Regions from separate parts of the Homo sapiens genome. Here region 1 is linked to region 2. A link is a contact called in ENCODE Hi-C data. All regions are on one chromosome and are shown on one strand. The core of a region is the stretch at or near the end of the contact, and the rest is flanking DNA. Distances in the headings are between cores, read along the strand shown.

Evidence for each region. A loop is a pair of places that touch in the nucleus more often than their neighbours do. Pooled maps may share reads with other maps.
Region 1: a loop to region 2 is called in a pooled map, with 4 times the contacts of the local background. The contact joins the promoter of RHOT1 here to the promoter of EVI2B in region 2. A Hi-C loop is called at or near these places in 5 of 50 pooled maps.

What each region holds. Positions count from the first base shown.
Region 1 is chr17:32,141,180-32,145,654 of GRCh38, reverse strand. It overlaps RHOT1 (ras homolog family member T1), which reads right to left and starts at 3,153. Exons shown (of 20, transcript NM_001033566.3): 1 at 2,926-3,153. The coding sequence starts at 2,962. LOC105371730 (a long non-coding RNA gene) reads left to right here and starts at 2,520. Exons shown (of 2, transcript NR_136413.1): 1 at 2,520-2,630; 2 at 2,942-4,429. RefSeq lists silencers at 2,873-2,932, 2,963-3,192 and an enhancer at 3,653-3,822.
Region 2 is chr17:31,311,140-31,315,781 of GRCh38, reverse strand. EVI2B (ecotropic viral integration site 2B) reads left to right here and starts at 1,728. Exons shown (of 2, transcript NM_006495.4): 1 at 1,728-1,803. The region is part of intron 36 of NF1 (neurofibromin 1); the gene reads right to left. RefSeq lists an enhancer at 4,501-4,580.

The DNA of each region.
Region 1 (4,475 bases), core at 1,904-4,403, 830 kb before region 2:
GAATCTATACTTCAGGGTAAAAAAATTAAAAATAAAAAAATAAAAATGAATCTGCCTGCTCCACGGAAAATGGAGGAAAGCAGGAGCAGAAAGACTGGTTAAGGGAGATATTGCAAAAGTCAAGGCCAAAGCCAGTGGAATTTTGAAGTAGTTTGGCAGAGGTTGCCATGATAATCAGAGTTAGACAAACCAGTTAAAGATCTGCCAGATTCATTTTAAAAGAAGATAACAGTTCCATTTTCTTAAGGAACTTAACTAGTAGAAAACAAATATATCTCAATTTAATTTAAAAAGAAGACTCCATTAAAATGAAAACTATCCTGTTTACTATTATCAATATATATATATATTTTTTGAGACAGAGTCTCACTCTGTCCCCCAGGTTGGAATGCAGTGGTGTGATCTCAGCTCACTGCGACCTCCATCTCCTGGGTGAAAGCCATTCTCCTGCCTTAGCCTCCTGAGTAGCTGGGATTACAGGTGCGTGCTGCCACAGCTGACTAATTATTGTATTGTTAGTAGAGACTGGGTTTCGTCATGTTGGTCAGTTTCCTGGTCTCAAACTCCTGACCTCAGGTGATCTGCCCACTTTGGCCTCCCAAAGTGTTGGGGTTACAGGCATGAGCTACTGTGCCCAGCCATTAAAAATTAATTTTTTCTTTAAGAGACAGTCTTGCTCTGTCACCTGGGCTGAAGTGCAGTGGTGTGATCATGGCTCACTGCAACCTCGATTTTCTGGGTTCAAGCAATTCTCTCATCTCAGCCTCCCCAGTAGCTAGGACTACAGGTGCACACCACCATGCCTAGCTAATAGTGTTGTGGTTTTTTTTTTTTGAGGCGGGGTCTCACTATGTTGCCCAGGCTGGTCTCAAACTCCTGCGTTCAAGCAATCCTCCTGCCTCAGCCTCCCAAAGTGCTGGGATTACAGGAGTGAGCCACTGTGCCCAGCCATTAATATTTAAATTTTTTGTAGAGACAGGATCTCACTACATTGCCCAGGTTGGTCTCAAACTCCTTGGCCTCAAGTGATCCTCCTGCCTCAGCCTCCCAGAGTGCTTGGAATACAGGTATAAGCCACCTCACCCAGCTGTGTGGGAGCATTATTAAAGGTTTTTTTTCAGACAGAGTCTTGCTCTGCTGCCCAGGCTGGCATGTCTCAGCTCACTGCAACCTCCTCCTCCAGGGTTCAAGTGATTCTCCTGCTTCAGCCTCCAGAGTAGCTGGGACTACAGGTGTGTGCCACCACACCCGGCTAATTTTCGTATTTTTAGTAGAGACGGGGTTTCACCATGTTGGCCAGGCTCGTCTCGAACTCCTGACCTCAAGTGATCTGCCTGCCTTGGCCTCCCAAAGTGCTGGGATTACAGGCATGAGCCACAGTGCCTGTAATCCCAGGCACTGCACTCCAGCCTCGGTGACAGAGCGAGACTCTGTCTCAAAACAACAACAACAACAAACTATTTCATCATATATTTAAGGATCAGTTTTTTAAGCAAGTCGTCTACTCACTTTCCCTACCTTGCTCCAAAAGCATAAGCATGAATTATATGTTAAATAACACCTTCCTGAACCTTGTCAAGGAAGTCCATGAAAAATACAGATTAAGATATAGTTATAAATAAAAATAAAAATTTACAACTGCAAATCAAAAAGTAAACTATGGCTGGCTAAGCTTACTCCTAAATTCTAATTCTAAAGGAAGATTTCTCCAAACAGCAGGTGGATGAAATTTCAATGAACTCAAAGAACACTACAGAAGAGGGTAAAAACGTGTTAACTTTCTTCCTTGGGATTCCATCACGGTGACCCTGAGGGGTTACCAAGAATGAAATAATGGTTTAAAACAGAATGCTTCGAAACAGCAATGGCAGACTATTAACGAATGTATTAACTCTTTAAAACAAACAATCCAGTTATCCCTGGCCCACTTTCTTATTTTAGTCCTAGCAACTGAGTTACATAACTTGCAGAGTGAAATCAAGAAGTCCCCGCTGTTGCGTCCTCATGTCAGTGAACAGAGGGAACTCTCCTTTATTATATTTTCAAAAGGTGAAATGTATGAAATTTCTGGGTGGGGGGAGATATCAAATGTCTGTGTGCCTGTGGTTATTAATAAGTTAACTACGAAGTAACTATGGAATAAATAATGCTTAAAAAGAGGGCAAAGATTACGCTTTAGGGTAACAACAATTGGACCCTCCCCAGATAATTCTAATTCATTGAGCGCTTGCATAACTCGAAGTTGAGTAAAAATTTTTGATGAAATATCTCGAGTACGAGGAGTTAGTCCAATGCAAAGTACAAGTACTGCTAAAAAGGATCCGGCCCTTTCCACTACTCATATCTTAATGTCAATACATAGAGAGAGTGAAGACTGCGAGTGCCAAAAAAATGCAGAAACCTGACCTTGCCCACAAGTCGAATAGTTCTGCACCCCTCCCCCAGCTTCCCCGGGAGCCGGTTCACGCAATCCCTATTGGTCAGTCTGCTTATTCCAGCACCTGCCTGGCAGTGATAAGGGAATCTCCAGAAGACAAGAAGGTCTGAAAGGAGGCGGCCTGGGAAACTGTGAGGCCCAGAAGGACAGGGTTCGAAGAGGAAAAGGAGGAGAGAAGCTTCGGAGGGATGAGGTCGGGCGGTTAGGGCTAATAGGGACATGGCTTGGGAGGACGGCTGGGGAACAGGGAAAGGAGATCTCTGGAGGGCCCAGGTGAGGTGACAGGGTGAGGGCCGCCGGCGGCCAGCCAAAAGAGAAGAGTGAAGGGGCTGGAAGGCCTAGGAACGCGGAGAAAGGCGAGCGGAGCTGTGAGGCGCGAGAAGGGCCGGGGCTGCAAAGGTTGGGGCTGCAGGGGCGACAGGGGCGACAGGGGCTGCAGGGGCAGGGAGGGCAGGGACTCAGGGGCCGGCCAGAGGGTGCGGACTCACGTTCTCCCACCAGCAGGATCCGCACGTCTTTCTTCATGTCGGCGGCTCTCGGGGGCCGGCCTCCGCCCGCACGCACGGAGTGGACTCCTCTCACCAGGAGCACCCACCCCACGGCGCCACCTGCCAGCCTCTTCGGCCGCCGGGGCCCGCCGCGCCGCCCCCTCAGTTGCTTCCCCGCAAGAGAGCCGGGACAGCGCCAGCTCCGCCTCCTCCGGCCCAGCGGGCTGTGGCGGCGGCGGCGGCGGCGGCGGCGGCGGCGGCGGCGGCGGCGGCGGCGGGGACGACGGCACGCGGCGAGGGACACGCGCTTTCGGAACGCGAACGCGCTCTGCGCCGGAACAGCGCTCCCGCTGTCAGGCCGCCGCAGCGCAGGCCCAGGGAGCCTCGCCCACCCTCCTTTGGGCACCGCGACCCCGGAGACACTTGGGCCAGGAATTTGAATGGCGGATTCCCTGGTTTAACCCCGTTTATTTTATAGATAGGGACAGAAATTCCCTGTTCAAAGTCACATAGCTAGAGCTTGGCAGTGACTCAGAGCAGGGATCTTCTCACCAGACCATAAACTCCGGGAGGGCAGCGATCAGCTTGCATGGTTTTCAGCTGCGTCCCCACGTTATTGGATAGGGCCGTCAGAAAATGCTTGATCGAGTAGGGCGACTGGCTCCCAGGATCCGGCGCTTTCCACTCCCCAAAGCCCGTCACCCTAGTTGCTTTTGCCTCTGATGCTTATAAAATACGATTATAAGATTCGTTTTTACGCTGTGTGAACAAGACTCCTTTCTTTATAACCAAACTAAGTGACTTTTTTTCTGTCTATGTAGTTTATTTTATGGCAGGGTTTTCGGACACTCTTCTTTACTCAGGCTTACCCAGCGTAATGCTAGACACGGAGGTGGCACTCGATAATAAACTCTAGATGATTTTTCTAACATTGCCTTAATTTTCTCGTGACCCTCTCCATCTGGAGGAATTTGTTGTTACATGCTTAATGTTTGGTACACAATGGCAAATATATATATATACATACGCGTGCGAATATATATCACATCCCTAATACTTGGCACACAGTGGGAAATATAAAATACATAAATTAATGAGGAAGCACTATCTGTGCATAATGTACATTTTTTCTATCTTAAATATTACACAATAAACACTTAAAGGGAATGAAATGTGCGTAATACCAACTTCCCTTTCTCCTAGGAGAAGTCATGTGGTCTCTTGCAGCAGTTAAGAGTTGCTGGCAAATTTCCTGGGTTTGAATCTAGGCTCCACATAATAGCTCTGTGATCTCGACTAAGTGCTTTTATTTTTACTTCCCTCAGCCACTGTTCCTTCTTCTGTAGCATGGAAATAATGATGATAATACCTTCCTCTTGAGATGGTTGTGAGTAATAAATACTATAATACTTGTCAAGCATTTGGTACAGTGCCAGACTCAGAGCGTGTGCTCTACTGATCTCAGCTATCATTATTATATTAAAAAGTCACTAAAAAGTTGTAATCCACAGATTTTTTGTTTTGTTTTGGTTTTGTTTTGAGACGGAGTC
Region 2 (4,642 bases), core at 479-2,978:
GTGACCAGGAAAAAGCAGTGCATGGGTTAACACATTCCGTACCTACTATAATATGCATCATCCAAGGCACTTTACATTTATTTAATTCCACAATAAGCTTATAAATTAGGAATTATGATCTCCATTTTTCAAGAGAGGAAAGGTGACTTACTCAAAGAAATTTTTATTCAGATGGACTCACTCCTTTCAATACACTTTGTTTAGTTAACTTAAAAATTTTTTGTATTTTAAATTTTTGTGGGTACATAGTAGGTGTATATATTTAAAGGGTAATGAGATGTTTTGATACAGTCACGCAACGTGAAATAATCACATCATGGAGAATGGGGTATCCATCCCTTCAAGCACTTATCCTTTGTGTTACAAAGGATCCAATTACACTTTTAGTTATTTTAAAATGTATAATTATGGTATTAATGACAGTCACTCTGTTGTGCTATCAAATAGGTCTTATTCATTCTTTCTATTGTTTTTTGTACCTATTAACTGGTAACACCATCTCCCCAACCCCTCATTACCCTTTAGTAACAAGTTAACTTTAGTTAACTTCTTATTTAAAAAATGATCCCCAATTTATTTTATTTTCCACTGAGAAGTAACTACTTTGTGGGTAATCAAATAAATAGTTGAGAACTTGAACTCAAAAGTCACTAGTAAAATATTTGGTCAAAATAATTTAATTACAAATATACAAATGGCAAACAGGCATACGAAAGGGTACTCAGCACCACTGATGAGAGAAATGCAAATCAAAACTACAATGATACCTCATCTCACCCCAGTTAAAATGGCTTATACTCAAAAGACAGGCAATAACAAGTGCTGGGAAGGGTGTGGAGAAAATGGAACTCTCGTACGCTGTTAGTGGGAATGTAAATCAGTAAAACCACTATGGAGAACAGTTTGGTGGTTCCTCAAAAAACTAAAAATAGAGCTATCATATGATCCAGCAATCCCACTGCTAGGTATATACCCAACAGAAAGGAAAACTGTACAAAGAGACATCTGCACTCCCACTTTTGTTGTAACACTATTCACAACAGCCAAGATTTGGAAGCAACCTAAGTGTCTATAAACAGATGAATGGATAAAGAAAATATGGTACATATACACAATGGAGTATTATTCAGCCATAAAAAAGAATGAGATCCTGTCATTTGCAAAATAATGTAATTATACTTTTACCCTGGACTTTTTATATTATGAGGAAATAACATTACATTTATTGGTTACCTGCAGTTGGTGAGGCATTTATACATGTTATATTATGCTATCTTATTTAATCCTCACAATAACCCAATAAAATATTCCTTTAGAGGAGGAAACGGTGACTCAGAAGTGCAGAGTCTTGCCTAAGGTCATACAAGTAAACAGAACACATCACTCACTTCTTATGAGAAGAAATCTCACTGTAAGTGATAACCCAACTGGCAGCTTTTCTTCTTAGAACATGTAATTTTCTCTTCGGGACTCCATCCTAAATATTTAATTTACATAATCATATTACTAGAGTATCTCAAATATTTATTTACATAATTAAAAGCACTCAAATCATAGGGCTCCAAAATGTATTTCAAAATAAGTTCTGTTAAAGTAATATATTTCTTAGTCACTTTGTGGTTTATTGCACTTCCGGAACCAGCTATTGATAAACTTCCTCTTTTTCTACAGAAACTATTTCAGTTTGCTAGAGGAACATTTTAAATCTGAATTGAACCACCCATTTTCCTTTCTTAGCCAAATCACCAAAATGTCCAGTTAGAACAAGAATTTAGCATTCTGCAAAAGAAGTTAACAGCTGAGGTAAGAAAATTTTCACACAATTTGGTTTGATCTTGCTTTATATAAAATTTATTTTAAAAACTGTCATTAGTGTTTTAAACTTAAACTCTGATAGTCTAAAGATGTCTATAACAGGTTTTTGTGGTTTTGTTGCATAGAATTAAAAAATACTCAGTTCAGCTTGCCTTAGAAAAATATTTTCACCTAGGTTTGTATAAGACCTTTTAAGTTTATTTAATCTCACACACACACACACACACACACACACACACACACATATTTTTTTTTTTTTTTGAGATAGAGTCTTGCTCTGTCTCCCAGGCTGGAGTGCAGTGGCACGATCTCAGCTCACTGCAACCTCCACCTCCTGGGTTCAAGCAATTCTCCTGCTTCAGCCTCTCAAGTAGCTCGGATTACAGGCGCCCACCACCACGCCTGGCTAATTTTTTTGTATTTTTAGTAGAGATGGGGTTTCACTATGTTGCCCAGGCTGGTCTCCTACTCCTGACCTTGGGTGATCCGCTTACCTCCGCCTCCCAAAGTGCTGGGATTACAGGAGTGAGCCACCGCTCCCAGCCACAATCATATTTGTTAACCTTAGTTTTAGAATTAAAAAGAAACTATAGCCATGGCAGATAAAGCTAAGGGTTAGAAATAGAACTAGATTCCACAGGCTATGACTGAATTTATAACCTCCAAAATATTAATTGTTAAAAGTTCTAATGTACTTTTTATAGAATTTTCCTGTACATAATATAATGCATAAATTAAAATTTTTGTATCCCCTTTAGTTTGCATAGTAAGAATGGTCACTTTCACTTAATTTAGAAAGAAAAAGAAATCAGATGTGGTATTTGACTATTATTATTATACATGCTTTATTTTTTACATATAGATTTTATATTTAATAATGATGACATGAAAACATTATGGCTCATTTTAAAAGCTTACTAAGCCAAAAATGTTAGTCAATAATCAAACATGCATGCGTATATTAATATCATCTACGTGTTTATGTCACATTATCTGAGACTTTAGAACATAGTATAAGATAGAAGAAACCTATAGAATAAACAATAGAAAATTGTTAATATGCATAAAAGATGCTTGCTGTGGGTAAAATGGGCAAATAAAAACTGCAAAGAGTATTTTACATAGACTTGTAATTTCAGGGAATAATATGTTCATAGTGGGTGATATCCCATTTCAACACTTAATAAATATTCATGACTTTCTCTTAGAAGGATTTCTTCTAAGTAATTACTGTGGAAGTCAGAAAATAAAGATATTTATCTCTTTTTCAGATTAGGCTTGTCTATATATTTTTCTACTTCTAATATTTAGTTTATTTCATTATGCATAAAGTCATAAAATTATATTAAATTTTTTTCACTGTCATATTTCATAAAATTAAAAAATTTCCCATCGATCCTTATGGTGTGTTTTTGTCATAGAATCCCATACTTTTTTTTTTTTTTTTTGAGATGGAGTCTCCCTCTGTCACCCAGGCTGGTGTGCAGCGGCACCATCTTGGCTCACAGGCTCACTGCAACCTCCGCCTCCCAGGGTCAAGAGATTCTTCTGCCTCAGCCTCCTGAGTAGCTGGGATTACAGGCACCCACCACCACGCCTGGCTAATTTTTTGTATTTTTAGTAGAAACGGGGTTTCACCATGTTGGTCAGGCTGGTCTTCAACTCCTGACCTCAAGTGATTGGCCCACCTCGGCCTCCCAAAGTGCTGGGATTACAGGCAGGAACCACTGCGCCTGGTCCCATACATGTTTTTAAAGGGTTAGTCCCAAATCTAAAGTTTACTAGTAGTGCCTGTGTTTTCCAGCTAATTCCCACATAATTCTACTTAGAAGGAAACTTTAATTCTGATTAAGTTTGAATTGAGAAACATAAATCTGATGCCTTTCAATGTCCAAGCTTTAAAAAAAAAATCACCACAAAATTTTCAGTAAACTTACTAAATATGACACTTTATAGAAACCATTCCAAATTCTTATAATAGTTTTCGTAGAATCAGGACTAAAATGGGTTTTCAGGTATTTCTTTCCTACCCTTTATCTAAGACTACCTACAAGTGTTATTTACGTGTAATTCCCACCAACTCACATCTCCTTCCTTCATAAAGCATTTCTATTTCATAACTTTTCTATGAAAGGCAGTATAGCACATACAGTGAAATGTGATAGAAAGAAACGGTTCTGGCACAAGATTAGCATGATTTTTGTATTAGTGCCACTACTTAGAGCTGTGATACTGCCAAGTTACCCAACATCGTGGTGTCTCAGTTTCCTTATCTGTAGGATGAAAAAACCACCACCTAGCTAATTAAAATAGGATACTGCTTAGCCTTTGGTGGGTGCTCAGTAAATGGTCACTATCATGATACAAGATGGTCATCAAATACTTCCTATTGTAGTTGAAGGTCAATTTCTCTTTCCACTTTTCCTCAAGATGCAGAATGGCTGGTTTTTTCTTTTACGGTTTCAAAACTTCACTAGTTAGAGATAATACTACTGCTAAATTTTAATCTATTATATTTGCATCACAACTTTTATTATATCAAAGTAATTGATACAGCTATCTATACTTGTCTTTTGTCTAGGATATGCTCTCCAAATCTTGATTCTCTTTAAAAGATAATGGCATACTTCCTAACATATCCAACTTAACAGCATCAATTTTAAATGCTGGACCCTTTAAGTACTTATGCATTATATTTATAAGAACATGTCTATGGCCGGGCTCGGTGGCTCATGCCTATAATTCCAGCACTTTGGGAGGCCAAGGTGGGTGGGTCACTTGAGTCCAGGAGTTCAAGGCAAGTCTGGGTGACATGGTGAAACCCCAT